Linked DNA regions of Homo sapiens: regions 1 and 2 are each linked to region 3. A link is a contact called in ENCODE Hi-C or POLR2A ChIA-PET data. All regions are on one chromosome and are shown on one strand. Each heading gives the region's core, a stretch centred on a gene start or an enhancer-like site at or near the end of the contact. The rest is flanking DNA. Distances are from core to core; before and after follow the strand shown. Region 1 holds the start of FAAP100 (FA core complex associated protein 100). Region 2 holds the start of ARL16 (ARF like GTPase 16). Region 3 has its middle 22 kb from the start of NPTX1.

Region 1 (4,624 bases), core at 240-2,739, 1.1 Mb after region 3:
GTCGTGCGGGACCCTGGAGCCTGATGGTGACACAGAGCACAGCACTGGAAGGAAGTGGGGGGCTGCAGGCTTTCCTGGGACCCCGGCTGGGGGCGTGTAGGAGGACAGCTCCACCTCACCGATCTGGCCTCCTGGCCGGGGGTCCTCCCCAGGACAGGGCTGCTCAAACAGCTGCATCTTCCATCGGGCAGGGCCCTGCACCAGGGTGACCAGCACACTGTCCAGCAAGGTGAACGCGCACAGCGCAGCATCGGGAAGGATGCAGGCATCGGGGTCCACAGGGATCACGGGGGAAGGCTGGTCACCGTCCTCGCTGTCCCTGTCATCCTGGCTCGTAGACCTTTGAGAACAGGGACGCACTGGTCAGGCCTGGGCAGGGTGGGATTCCCACGTTCTCTTCACAATAACCTGGCATGGAGTAGTCTGGCTCAGGGGTTCCCGCAGTGACCCCCAAGGCCGCTCAGCAGTCCATCTGCCACATGGCCTCCCACCTTCCCCACGAAGGATACTCTTGACAAGAAGTACCAGGCATCCAAAACCAGCGTGAACCGACACCTGTCAGCATAGAACCGTCAGGCTGAGGCCCAGGCTGCAAAGTGCACAGGCTGCCCCCTCTACAGCCTGGGCCGCGGTCAGCAGCTGCTGGCTCTGCACTGAAGACAGGCCTGGCTGCCCGGAGCTCGCTTCCTTCCAACCCAGATGGTGTCCACTGATCACTGACTCGGGGTCACGGTGCCTTTGCTGTCTCCTCCCTCCAATAAAGACCCAACCTCGGGGGCGTGTCTCACCAGACAGCACCGGGCCACCAGGGCCCAAAGGACAGGATCCCGCGCCCCGCCGTGGGCTTAACCATGTGAACCCCACTTACTAAGGACTGTGAGCAAGACACTTGCAGAAAGAGTGCTGGGGGCAGGGGCTCCAGATAATCGGGCAGGGATGGCGGCCGAGGCTTCAGAGCTGGCGGCAGCCCGGGTCCCCAAGCGCGATGAGGTGGGGCTGCTCGCTCTGAAGCAGTCCGGGGGCAGCAGGAGTGTGCGGGAGGGAGGCCGCGGGCCCGCCCTCACCTGCTCCTGCCCGGGTGGTCCAGCGACAGGCAGTAGAGGCCCCTCCGGGCGCACAGCGCGTACAGCAACCTGCGCGGCGCCAGCAGCTCCAGGTGCCACACCTGGTCGGGGAACCGGAACGCCGCCTGCGGACCGGGGCGCGGGTCAGGCCGACGCGACGCGCGGGCCCGCGGTCTTCATTTTCACGCGAACCGCCGCCCCCGCCCGGTCCCTCCCGCCCCCGCGGGCCGGCGCTCACGGTCAGCAGCCCGCCCTCCTGGTCGTACACGTAGACGAGCTCGCTCCCGGTGGACAGGAAGACCTCTGCCTCATGGCACAGCACGCGGGGCTTGCCCGCCGCCAGGCCCCCGAGAGGGCAGCAGAAGCCCGCCAGGTAGCGGACCCGCGGCGCGGCGCCGGCCATCGTGCGCGCGGGCCCGTCAGAGTGAGAAGCCCCGGCCGCGCGGCGGCGGCTCCGCCTCGGAGCGCTTTACGGCAGCCCGCTGTGCGGCGCGACCTCCGCCGTAAAGCGGTCGGCGGTGCCGGGGGCGGGCCGGAAAGGACGCGCTGCAGGGACTCCGGGAGCTGGGGCGGTCGCTGGTACCCACGGGGAGCAGGGGAGCCTTCCTAGGGGCCGCGGCACCGTGCCGCAGGTCGAGGTTGACCCGGCCGGGCTGGTGGGAGCCCTCGGCGGCTTCATGGCCCCGGCTGCTGCACGGGTTCCCCAGGGTGGGGAAGCGGGTCCTGGCCGAGCAGAGGTTGCTCTTGGGCGGGGCGTCTCCCCGGAGCAAGCGCTCAGCTACTCGGGCTTTTGCGTAAACGCCTCGATTCTCTGGGCTCTCGGAGAGCAGCTGGGTCCTGCCGGAGCGCACTCCAGCCGGGGTCGGGGTGGGGCAGCGCCGGCTCTTGTCGTCCTAGGGATGGGTCTCTGCCCTGTGCTCTGCGAGCCGCCCCGGCCGCCCCCGCGTTCAGGGCCCAGCGGAGTGAGCCAGCTTAGGTGGAAGTGCGTCCCTCCCTCCGTGGCTGAACACGTGGGGACAGGGAGTACACCAATGGGGTTTCTGGGTTGGGGGCAGAGGACAAGAAAATGACTGTGAGCCAGGGCAAGATACCTCCACCCTCTCCCTCCTGGCAGCTCTCCACTTCCTCCAGGAGAGAAGTACTGACCAGAGAACGCCCGTGGAGGGGCCTGCAGTACGGACACCTGCTCCATGCCCGGAAGAGAGCGGAAACCAGGCACACCATTCACAAGTAAATGACCAAGGAACCCCGCCCCCGGCCCGCCTCCCTCCGTTTAAGAAGCCAATCTGAAGAGCGCTAAGGCCAGACACCCTCGAGGGAGAATCTAGGGGCAGGGCTGCAAAACTGGGCTTGGAAGTTAGGCAGACATCGTGGAGTCCGGGTGCACCTGCTGGAGCACAAAGCACCACTTGCAGACATCCTGACCGCCCCCCTTTGAGGTTGGGGTGGGGACTGACCCCAAGGCAACGGGGATGTCTGATTCTGAATGTTGGGTTAGACAGACTCAAGTGCGGCACCTGGAGTCAGTTCCTTGCTCCTCTCTTCTCGCCAGGGCTGCTCTGAAGGTGTTTGGGCTGGAAATGCTGTCTTTGATGCTGGGGAGTGGGGAGAGGAGGGCCAGGTGCATCTCATTTGGCCTTCAGAGTCAGGAAGTCAGATGCCGCATCGTTGTGAATTTCCCCACAGGGATCCTCCGCTGGTCTTCTGACCGAATTTCCCCACAGGAATCCGCAGGTCTTCTGACTGCTAGTTTTAACCCTCTGAAGCCTTGTGAGTCACTCGCTCACACACACCAACCCCATCCAGTCCTCCCAGGCCATCTCTTCCATACGGATGGTAACATGCCAAGACTGTCCTAGAGGAAATGATCACGATCACGTGGAGGAGGAAACGGACGTGGGAGAAGGCCCGCCAAACCAGCAGCCTCACCCCGCGGTTTACTCCGCTGCCCACCCCACTCTGCTCCGGGGGCTGGCAGGCTTTTGGCCCCACGCCAAGCCCAGCTCCTATCTGCAACAAGATTTATGATCAGTAGTCATGTGGGGGACCTTAAGCATGGATCCCAGGGGAAAGGGGGTGAGTTAGACACAAGCGAAGGGCTGAAGGCCGGCTCTCCATCAGCTGCTGGGCTGTGCCGTGCCCCACCTGTACTTGGCGAAGAGTGATGAGGGCTGAGGCAGCCTCTCTGTCCGTGGGTGTGGAAGATGCACACACTCCTAGCGGAAGCCTTCGAGACAGCAGCGCAGACCGCTGGACACTGCGTTTCTATGCCCAACTTGGAGGTGTTATCATCTCCCTAAGCACGAAGTATATGAAGGAGTCAATTTAGGTCAGACTGAGGGGAGAAAAACCATGAAGCTTCAGGCTGTGTTGAGGGCGAGGAGGGCTGGGCCTTGAGGGACCTCTCCTCAGAGCAGCACAGCCCAATAAGGAGAACACAGCAGGAAGGTGAGGCAGGGACCCAGGAACCCGACTTCTCCCTTTTTTTTTTTTTGACACACACAGGTTCTCACTGTGTCTCCCAGGCTAGAGTGTAGTGGCACAGTCTCGGCTCACTGCAGCCTCAACACCCCAGGCTCAAGCCAACCTCCTGCCTCAGCCTCCCGAAAAGCTGGACTATAGGTGCACACTACCACGCCAGGCTAATTTTTTGTCTTTTTTAATAGAGACAGGGTTTCGCCATGTTGGCCACGTTGGTCTCGAACCCCGGGCCTGAGTTCTATTTCTAAGCAGTACAATTTGCTTGATTTAATGGGGGAGTGGCATCCAGAACTGTTTTAAATTTTTTAATTTTGGCCAGGCACGGTGGCTCATGCCTGTAATCCCAGCACTTTGGGAGGCCGAGGCGGGCAGGATCACAAGGTCAGGAGATCGAGACCATCCTAGCTAACACAGTGAAACCCCGTCTCTACTAAAAATACAAAAAAATTAGCTGGGCATAGTGGCGGCGCCTGTAGTCCCAGCTACTCGGGAGGCTGAGGCAGGAGGATGGTGTGAACCCGGGAGGCGAGCTTGCAGTGAGCCGAGATCACGCCACTGCACTCCAGCCTGGATGACAGATTAAAAAAAATTTTTTTTTAATTTTTTGAGACAGTCTTTTTTTTTTTTTGAGATGGAGTCTCACTCTGTCGCCCAGGCTGGATGGAGTGCAGTGGTGCCATCTCGGCTCACTGCAAGCTCTGCCTCCCAGGTTCACGCCATTCTCCTGCCTCAGCCTCCCGAGTAGCTGGTATTACAGGCACCTGCCACCATGCACGGTTAATTTTTTTGTATTTTTAGTAGAGACGGGGTTTCATTGTGTTAGCCAGGATGGTCTCCATCTCCTGCCCTCTTGATCCGCCTGCCTCGGCCTTCCAAAGTGCTGGGATTACAGGCATGAGCCACCACGCCTGGCCTATTTTTTGAGACAGAGTCTTACACTGTTCAGGTTGGAGTGCAGTGGCATAAACTCGGCTCACTGCAACCTCTGCCTCCTAGGTTCAAGCAGTTCTCCTACCTTGGCCTCCCAAGTAGCTGGGATTACAGGCGCACACACATCACTACACTGGCTAATTTTTTCT
Region 2 (4,770 bases), core at 1-2,500, 1.2 Mb after region 3:
TAGCTTTAAACAAAGCTTTGGGAACAAGCAGAAGCAGAGGGAATCGAGTTTTATGAAGACGACCTGGTGTCACTCGTCTCTGTCCTCATGTGGCCATCAGTTCTCCATACTGGTATCCGCGGCACAGGCCTTATCAAGATGAGACCAACCAGAGGTACGTATAAGTCCAACATAAACACAGACGTACCGGGGAGTGACACAGAGGGCCAAGTCTGTTCTCTGCGGAGCAGCAGCCCTGCCCTCAGCAAGCCCTCTGTGAGCTCCTACCGGGGGCCTGGGAGCGCAAGCACCAGAAACCAGACAGGGTGCCCAGCAGGAAGCAACACTAGCTAAGACCTATTTCCATGAGTAGTATAGTCACTAAATAACCCAAACCCCTTTCTACACACAGCAAGGTTGGGGACTGGACGTCACAGAAATGTAGACACACTTCCCTAAAGGAAGCCCATATAGGATTACAACCCACCAGGAGAGAACGGCAGTTTCCATAGTAACTGGACCAGATGGGGCCCATGCACCCCCCAAGCTCCCGGATGGTGATCTTTCTCTGTGCCACGATGTCAGTAAGATTGGTGCCCACCTATAGGAAAAACCACGATGCAAAAAGAACAATACAACCGCTGTCCCGTTGTGAACTCCTGAAGAGCACCGTGCCCACACCTTACACGGTGGCCTGAACCCCGCAGACCCATTCTCCCTAACGCAGGAACGGCGAGCAGGGACCGACGCCCATCAGTAGCTGGACTCGCTGTGGGGGCGACCAGCCACAGGAAGCCGTTGCGAGGGGAGAGGAAGTGCCCGTGGAGGGCGGCAGGCCCCCTCATCCCGCGCCAATTATCCTCAGCTCGGGCCGTCCCCCGCTCCCGAAGGCTGGCCTTAAGTCACGACCTGACCCGCTGCGCCTCGGCGTGCACTTAGAGGAGCCCGGAGCTCTTCGCCAAGCGCAGAACTGACCCCCCGCAACTCCACCCGCGGGGGCGGACACCTACCGTGGGCCGTGTCGGGGGCGGCTCCCCCAGGTCGCCTTTCCCATCCCGGGAGCTCACCTGTGCGAAGCGGTCAAGGACCCGAGCAGCTAAAGGGTGAGTCCCCGCCCCACTCCGGGTGCCCCCCGCGCCCCGGTCCCGTCCCCGCGCGGAAGGATATCCTGCAGCCGTTTCACCAGCAGCGTCTTCCCGACGCCCGTGGCCCCCAGCAGGAGACACATTCCGTGCTTCGCTCCACCCGGCACCCGTAGCTCGGCGCCGCGGCTCAAGGCCCGCCCACCGGCCACTCTCATTGGATAGTTCTCACCTTCGGACTTCTCATTGGTTCTTAGGGCTCATTGTTCCAAGGGCGCGTCCAATTAGCGCGCAGCGTTAGCGGGAGAGCGGAAGACCCCGCCTCCTCGCGGCTCTAGGGCCGGCGCGGTGACGTGCGCGTGCGCGCACTGGAGGGAAAAGGCGGAAGCGGAAGTCGGGGGGCGCGCCAGCTCGTAGCAGGGGAGCGCCCGCGGCGTCGGGTTTGGGCTGGAGGTCGCCATGGGGCGAGGCAGCGGCACCTTCGAGCGTCTCCTAGGTAACGCGTCCCCACCCGACGGCTCGGCCTTGGTCAGCCCGCAGCCTCCGCCCGGCGCTGAGTCAGCGCGGCCCCGAGGGCCCGAGGGGCGCGGACCGGCCGCCCTGCCCGCCTCTCCCCGGCCCGCTGTCCTCCCGGGTTCGGAGCCGCCGATCCTGGACCCTCGGCGCGGCCGTGGGGTCGGCGTCCGTCGGGCGTTGGCAAATGGGGCTCTGCGAGGGTCCGCGCAGGGCGCCAGGGGCGCTCGGCGACCTCGCTCCTCCGCGGGCCCGGGCATTCGGCCGATTTCCTCTTGACCGACGAGCACCCGGCCGAGTGGGCCACAAGGCCTGAGTCATGAAAGTGGGTGACTCAGTCGGATGTTAGGCTCGCACTTGGGCTTCTGACCCAAAACACTGGGCCTCGAAGGGTGGAGCCGGCAGTGTTCTCTCTGGGACCTTCGAGCTCTCTTGGGGGCTGCGGGTCCCAGACCCACCTTTTGTTCCCACACTGGCTTCGGGAAGTGCCTAATGGTTTAGGAAGGCGTTTTCTCACGTTTTTGGAGGTGAAAGCTGATCCTATCTGAGCCTCCTGGAATTGACGCGTTTTGGGAGGGAAACGAATGTTGATGTGCACGTGCCCAGCAGCACGTGGAAAATGCGTCTAATGTTTGGGGGTAGGAGCTTGGGTGGTCGAATGGGCTGCCCAAGCTTGCCTTTTTGTCAAGTAGGGTTTTCAAGGAGACTTCAAGTGAGACACCTTCCTTGCCAAGGGAACCAGCAAGCAGACTGAGTATCTCAGCCACACAGGTAGTTCAGTGCTTCAGGGATGAATCCAGAGGTTAACTACTGAATCAGTATAGAAAGTGGACGTGGCTTGGCTTGTTAGATCGTTTCTGTATCCGGGAAAGGCGATGTGGGCAGAGCTGGAGCTGCCCCCCCAGAGGGGCCAGTTGTTGGAGACAGCAGTGATGTGGTATGATGACAGGTATGCTGGCGAGTCCTCCTTGGAGCCCCGTTCTGCCCTTATTTCCAAAGCACTTGGCTTGGAGCAAGGGGCCTGGAGTCTACACTGCAGGCCTCTCTAGCCCTTGCCCAAGCTAAGGTCCCATTGAAACCGGGAGCATCTGGGCGAACGGGGACTCCAAGGGACGGGTGATAGGGTTCTTTGTTGAGAAGCAGCCGAGCCTGATGTTTAAGAGTGAATCAGCCTCTGTCTCTGGTGAGCTGTGTGACTCACGGCAGTGCCCTCGCCTCTCTGCTGAGTGTCTTTACCTCGCTCGCGGGTTGTGGGAGGGCTTGGACCAGCACCTGGTGTGCTCTTACGCTGTTTGCTGCTTCCCTGGGGAGGATGGCACTTCCCTGCCCATCAGCACGCTCAGGAGGATTCTGTCATGCTTTTTCATTTGGTCCAAATGTCTAAAGGGGAAGGAGAGAGTCCCCCCCAGCTGCTGCCAAGCTGGGGTGCTGCACGGGGCGTCCAGCAGGATAACCCCTCCCTTTCATGGCATTTTCTCTCTCAGACAAGGCGACCAGCCAGCTCCTGTTGGAGACAGATTGGGAGTCCATTTTGCAGATCTGCGACCTGATCCGCCAAGGGGACACACAGTGAGTTAGCGGGGCCTGTGCCCTGATGCGGAGGAGCAGCCGTGCACTAAGCTGGGCTCGCTTGGTGCCCGTTGGGTCTCCACGACGTAGCTGACCGTGTTAGGCTCTTATGTGGAGAACTGCATGGGCTACATGCTAGGATTTTTTGACATCTTGGAGGATTAAGGGGTTTTCTCTGTACAGCTTGCAGATACCTGGTTATGTTTGTATTTGCTTCGGGGTTCTCAAAGACTAAGATGGCAGACAGACTTTTTTTTTTAAGACGGGGCCTTGCTTTGTCACCCAGGCTGAAGTGCAGTGGCGTGATCTCAGCTCACTGCAGCCCCTGCCTCCCAAGCTCAAACGATCGTCCCACCTCAACCTCCTGAGTAGCTGGGACTACAGGCATTCACCATCACGCCCGGCTGATTTTTTGTATTTTGGTAGAGATGGGTTTTTGCCGTAATGCACAGGCTGGTCTCAGACTCCTGGGCTCAAGCAATCCTCCTGCCTTGGCCTCCCAAAGCACTGGGATTACAGGCGTGAGCCACTGCACCTGGCAGCAGATGAGCTTTTCTCATCTTAGTTGCTGAGACTATTTTTTTCCCGTTTTTCTCTGCTTTTATCAATGTTTCCTTTTCAGAGCAAAATATGCTGTGAATTCCATCAAGAAGAAAGTCAACGACAAGAACCCACACGTCGCCTTGTATGCCCTGGAGGTAAGCAGACCCCCGTGCCTCAGTGGCCCCCAGGGTCCCTACCCCCTACTAGTCACGACAGCATGAGAAGAGTTTGTCCTGTGGCCTTGCCCACCTCCCTGGGCATACATCAAGCAGGAGAGTTTCCACTCAGCCTTGAGTGCCTGTGTGAACAGTGCCACCTAGGAGAGGGTCACGCTGAGGGAGAGACAGGAGATAGGGGAGGGAGTGGGCACCACTTCTTCAGCCGGTCCTGCGTGAGTAAACACCAGAAGGCGGATGTCATTGCTGTGCTTGGCAGTGAGACTTGGCGTCACGGAGCGGTGCTGTGCAGGCTGCTGAGTCTCAGATGTGGGTTCCCCACTGGCCTGACGGGCCTGTTGAAGGGCTGCTGTCCCACCGGGTTCCCCACCGGCCACTGACGGGCCTGTCGAAGGGCTCTGCTGTCCCACCGGGTTCCCCTCCGGCCACTGACGGGCCTGTCGAAGGGCTCTGCTGTCCCACCGGGTTCCCCACCGGCCACTGACGGGCCTGTCGAAGGGCTCTGCTGTCCCACAGGGAGGTGGGTCTGTCCGGGAGGAGGAGGGGCCCTGCCCTGACCACTGGCCCAACCCTTCCCTTCCTGGGCATCTGCAGGTCATGGAATCTGTGGTAAAGAACTGTGGCCAGACAGTTCATGATGAGGTGGCCAACAAGCAGACCATGGAGGAGCTGAAGGACCTGCTGAAGGTGGGTGAGACGGGGGCATGCGGGTGGCCACCCAGGCTGGCACCTTTGCTTCTCCGGGTGTTTACTGGGCACTGATGACAGAACAGCACCAGGTGTGGCGGAAAATGTGCAGGTGCAGATCGGTGGTCCCTGCACTGCGCAAGCTCGCACTCATGAGTCGGAGAGACAGGGCCGTGAGCCCCAATCCAGGGAGGTCAGGGTTTAGCAGGAGCCGGCCTGGG
Region 3 (4,209 bases), core at 1,046-3,545:
TGGCTGTGGGGTGGCCTACAGCCTCCTCCCCACATGGCTGGCTGGCAGATGGCTGCCCTGGCCTGCCCAAGCCACATGCCCGGCAAAGAGTTCCTCTGCCAGTGCCGGGGCCCACGAGGAAGCCGGCTGTCCGGACATTTGCATGCAATTCCGGGCAGCCCCGGATGCTTGTCTGGCTTCCAGCCTGGGAAGTGGCATCGAGCCCTGGGAAGAGGACAGGCTTCACGGCCACAAAGAGCTCAACTGAAGATCTGAATCCTGCATTTAGTAGTGGTGTAACCGGGGTCAGGGGCTTTCTGAGCCTGTTTCCTCCTCTGTAAAGGAAGGCTAATGTGTAAATGTGAGCTTGACATCTAGAGCCACATCCAGCACAGAGGAGGCGATCAATGATGGCTGGCTCCTTCCCTTCGTCCATGGCTCACGCCTTACACCTGCTGCTCTAGGCAGAAATGCCCCCCTGAGAACCCCTGAGAGGACTTCCAGAGACCCCACCCTGGAAACTGATCCCACCCTCCTCCTTCTCTGTGACTTCCACACAGCCTCTTCCTCATCATTCCTTCCTACCAGACTAAGGGGCCTTGAGGGTGATACCAGGTGTTCTCCAGACAATTCAACACCTAGCAGAGTGCTGCGCGGGGCTGCCAGCATAAATCAATGACATCTTTCAGCCCAGAGGGTTCTGAGAGTGATTGCATTTGACAGCACTTCCTGAGGCGCCCCTGGCCTCCTGAGGAATGAGCTGTTCAGGGCATCTGGCAAGCAGACACCAGTCCATGCTGGCACCCTTCCTTCTGGAGAGTCACCCAAGGGAGCCACCGATCGCTGCTAGAACTGGAGCAGAGTCCTCAAACAACAGTCTGCACACAGACAAGACCCGGGATATTTCTTTGATCCAGCTCCTGCCTTACAGGACTTCATCTTCACCCATTCCTGAGGAAGGAGAGAGGAAAAAAAGACCTCTCATACACCCCCTCAGTCTAGTGTTTACTGAGCACACACTGTGATCTGGATAAGAGAGAAACTCTGCCGTCTTGGTGCTTTCAGACAATACACATCAAATTACATTATCAACGATGCTGGATGGCGCTAAGAGCCGGGGAGGGAAAGCAAGGGAGTACAGGCCACAGACCGTCCTGGACTTCGAGTTTGACTTACATTTTGGCTTTGCCATGGTACAAACGCCATACACATTCAGTATACTCCTCCGCTTACAGATGGGGTTACATCCGGATAAACCTACCGTAAATTGCCTTACAATGCTTTAACCTATGATGGGTTGATGGGGAATCTAACCCCATATGACAGGAGCATCTGTATAGGAAGGGGGCACGGTTTTCAACAGGTGGTCGCCTCACTAAGTGGGAGTCACAGGGTTTCAGGGGAGGAGCGTTCCAGGCCGCGGTAACAGCAGGTGCAAAGGCCCTGAGGCAGGACGGGGCAGGGAGGTCCAGAGTCCACCGCGCAGAGACCCGGGAGGCCGGCAGGCACGGTGAGGACCTTGACTTAAACCCAGGAAAGGGGAACCACACTGGGGCATGACCTCCTGTACTTTCCGAGATCGCTCTGGCTCCTGTGTTGAGGAGACTCAGGAGGGGAAGGTGGAAGCGGGGAGACCCAGCTGAGACGCTACTACAGTCATCTCGGCGGGAAAAGACGGCTCGGAGCAGGGTGGTGGCAGAGGTGGGAGAAGAGGTCAGGTCTGGGGAAATTTCGAAGGCACAGCCAACAGGATGTACTGCCGGGCTGGATGCGGGGTGTTAGGGGTCAGGGAGGCCGCCAAGGCTCTGCCTGAGAACTGGGGAGGGCCAGGGGCACCATTTACGGAGCTGGGGAACAGCAGGAGCTCGTTTTGTTAGCAGGTGCGAGGCGCCGGGCATTTAAAGGCGGCCTGACGGGACCGGCCGAGGCGGAAGAACGGACAGGGCCCTGCGGGACCGCGCTCGGATCCGCCTCCTCCCTGACCTCGGCGTCCCCGGCTACTGCCTCCAGAGCCGCTTCGGGGCCGACCCCGGGGACTCTTCCCGCCTGCGGCCTCGCGCCAGCCCGGCCGGCTCGCCTAGTGCCCGGCGCCCAGAAACGCGTGGAGCTGGGAGAGGCCACACAACCCACGCCGGAAGCCTAACCCCGTCGGCCCCCGCGGCCGGCACCGGCCGGAAGCCCGCGAAGCCTAACTCTCGCGAGACGCCTCCTGAGTCCCGCCTCTCCGCGGTTCCGCCAGTCGCCGCGCTCCTGTCTGCGTTGCTGTGGCAGCCCCGCCGTGCGTCCGCGTTCCCGGAGCCAGCGCGGCGGCGCGCCTGTGCTCGGGGCTTGGCCGTAGCTTTTCCTCAGGTCCCGCGCGGCGCGCCCCTGTGTCGCAGGCGCCCTGCCGCTGCCCGCAGCTTTTGGGGGGTTCGGGGGCGGGGGAAGCAGGGCCGCAGAAGGCCCAATCGGAGCCTTCTGACACCCGCCCCGGCCCGCCGCCCTCCCGGAGCTTCCGTCCCCGCCGCCTGGCTCCTTACTGACACGCGCGCCGCCCCCGGTCGCCCGTTTTCCCTGGGCTCCGGCCTCCTCTCGCTTCCAGCCCTGGCCTGAGGTCCTGAGGGCTCCCTGGAGGGGGCGGCTTCCCAGCACCCAGCGTTTAACAGGGCCCTTTCGGCCTCCCTGTCCCCCAAGCTCAGAGTTGGGGTCTGCAGCAGGGGAAAGAAGGAGGGAGACTGGGCAGCTCAAGTTCCCCAGACCGCACCTATCAGACGGAGGGCGGCCCGCTCCCGTCAGAGCCCGACCTCGGCGGACAGGGGAGGGGATGGGTTGAGAAGCGGGAGAAGGCCACTAGCTGGAAACTCCCTGACGACAGGGACACCGTTCTCGCCCCAGCCCCAGCGCTCGGCCTCCGCAGAGCCGGCCCAACGAAGGAAGAATGAAAATATGAACGTGACATGATGTGGGCTTGAGAGGCCGCCTTGTTCTTTGGATTCACCCAGAAACCTGACTGAAAGGAAAGTTACTGCAACTGGGGAAAAGCACAGTTGGCTGGAGAATTTGGTTTAAAAATAAATAAGTTTTAAATTACGTAACTAACACGTGCTTGGTGTAGAAAATTTGGAAAACATATGAAAGTACGGTATAAAAATCCTCGATCCCACTGCCACATAGAACCACTATTAACATGTCAGAATCGTTTCTTCGGGTGTTTTTTTTTCTTAATGCATTTATATTGCATATACATTTTTTCTCTAACAATATATTGATGTGCCCCAGTCCCCCACAGACCCTAATGTATGAATGGGAATGGAGGCGTCTGAAATGTGACTCACAAAGAGTTCTCTTTCCTCCCTAACACCCCATCCCTGCCTCACCCCTTCAGCGCATTCACAGCAGCACTGGGACTCCGGACTCAGACAAATGTGCACTGAGCTGGCTGGTGCTCTCATAGCCTCTGGCCCCAGAGCTCCACCTTCCCCTGCAGAGGGGGTCCCGGGAGTGTCCTCAAGTGCTCCATGCCCCATGTTCCTTTCCATGGCACCAAATTCTTCTGACCTCCTTCTAGGTGAGGGGTGAGGGGGTGAGGTAGGGGGTTGGGGAAGAGTGTCCCCATGAGGCCTGAGGGGCCTGCTAGTGCAGGGGAGGAAGGGAAGTTCAAGCAAGCAGGCTCAACGGAGGGCTCCACCCTCCAGGTACGGCCAGGTCCTGGGAGAAGGAGGGGAAGCAGTCTGGTCCAGGAGAGAGGCAGCAAGGGCAGATGCTAAGCCTTTGCCTCTGCACTCCCTGGGGACCTCTGGGGACCCCCCCCCCCACCCAGCACTAGTAATCAAAGGAGGACAGACACCTACACACGTGTCCCATATGTCTCACCCTAGCAGGCAGCGAGAGGATGCCCAGTGTTACTCTGGCCCCCTGGAAGGCTAGCTTGCTCTCCTGGGCACAAGTCAGAAGCAGTGTGAACTGGAGTGGGTGGTGGGGGACACCCCTCCCGGTGAGCCCCCCCTCCGACCCGGCTGTCAGTGATCCACAAGTCTGGCCCATCAGCCCTCCCTGCTGAGCACACAGTCCACTGACCCTTCTTCAGAATTGTGGGAATGACCTCACTGCCCCTCCAAGCAACGTGTTGTGCTGCCGCCCACATCAGACATCCGGGGAATGGACTGCACAGCCTCCATGTGTGCTGGCTCCTTGGCGCCTGCAGAGCCGGGTTGATTCTGTCTTTCCCTTCAACTCTTGTCTTAAAGGATA

What was found. Hi-C counts contacts between places; a loop is a spot of excess contacts on that map. ChIA-PET counts read pairs that join two places held with the same protein, here RNA polymerase II (POLR2A). Pooled maps may share reads with other maps.
Region 1: a loop to region 3 is called in a map of CD8-positive, alpha-beta T cell, with 19 times the contacts of the local background. The contact joins the promoter of FAAP100 here to the enhancer-like site in region 3. A Hi-C loop is called at or near these places in 3 of 168 maps with a recorded cell type or tissue (CD8-positive, alpha-beta T cell and naive thymus-derived CD4-positive, alpha-beta T cell) and 6 of 50 pooled maps. POLR2A ChIA-PET finds 5 or more read pairs at or near these places in 3 of 52 experiments (CD4-positive, alpha-beta T cell, CD4-positive, alpha-beta memory T cell and activated CD4-positive, alpha-beta T cell).
Region 2: a loop to region 3 is called in a pooled map, with 13 times the contacts of the local background. The contact joins the promoter of ARL16 here to the enhancer-like site in region 3. A Hi-C loop is called at or near these places in 3 of 50 pooled maps. POLR2A ChIA-PET finds 5 or more read pairs at or near these places in 2 of 52 experiments (CD4-positive, alpha-beta memory T cell and MCF 10A).

What each region holds. Positions count from the first base shown.
Region 1 is chr17:81,550,864-81,555,487 of GRCh38, forward strand. FAAP100 (FA core complex associated protein 100) reads right to left here and starts at 1,490. Exons shown (of 9, transcript NM_025161.6): 1 at 1,303-1,490; 2 at 1,065-1,189; 3 at 1-340. The coding sequence starts at 1,467. It overlaps LOC124904085 (a long non-coding RNA gene), which reads left to right and starts at 1,496. Exons shown (of 2, transcript XR_007065947.1): 1 at 1,496-1,643; 2 at 2,179-4,624. RefSeq lists silencers at 1,057-1,156, 1,217-1,456, 1,597-1,756, 2,337-2,416, 2,427-2,496 and enhancers at 1,897-2,016, 2,546-3,121.
Region 2 is chr17:81,682,547-81,687,316 of GRCh38, forward strand. It overlaps ARL16 (ARF like GTPase 16), which reads right to left and starts at 1,251. Exons shown (of 5, transcript NM_001040025.3): 1 at 1,147-1,251; 2 at 990-1,048; 3 at 467-580. The coding sequence starts at 1,207. It overlaps HGS (hepatocyte growth factor-regulated tyrosine kinase substrate), which reads left to right and starts at 1,465. Exons shown (of 22, transcript NM_004712.5): 1 at 1,465-1,557; 2 at 3,059-3,143; 3 at 3,766-3,841; 4 at 4,457-4,549. The coding sequence starts at 1,521. RefSeq lists enhancers at 716-935, 1,153-1,447 and silencers at 1,036-1,115, 1,326-1,385, 1,596-1,695.
Region 3 is chr17:80,452,601-80,456,809 of GRCh38, forward strand. No RefSeq gene overlaps it. Among named protein-coding and RNA genes, the nearest start is that of NPTX1, 22 kb to the right of the region's middle. RefSeq lists an enhancer at 1,817-2,646 and silencers at 1,854-2,063, 2,324-2,583. Within about 2 kb of position 2,296, at least 39 of the 41 ENCODE cell types and tissues checked have a DNase peak (open chromatin) inside an H3K27ac peak, as active enhancers do; they include CD4-positive, alpha-beta T cell and CD8-positive, alpha-beta T cell, where a contact is called at or near this core.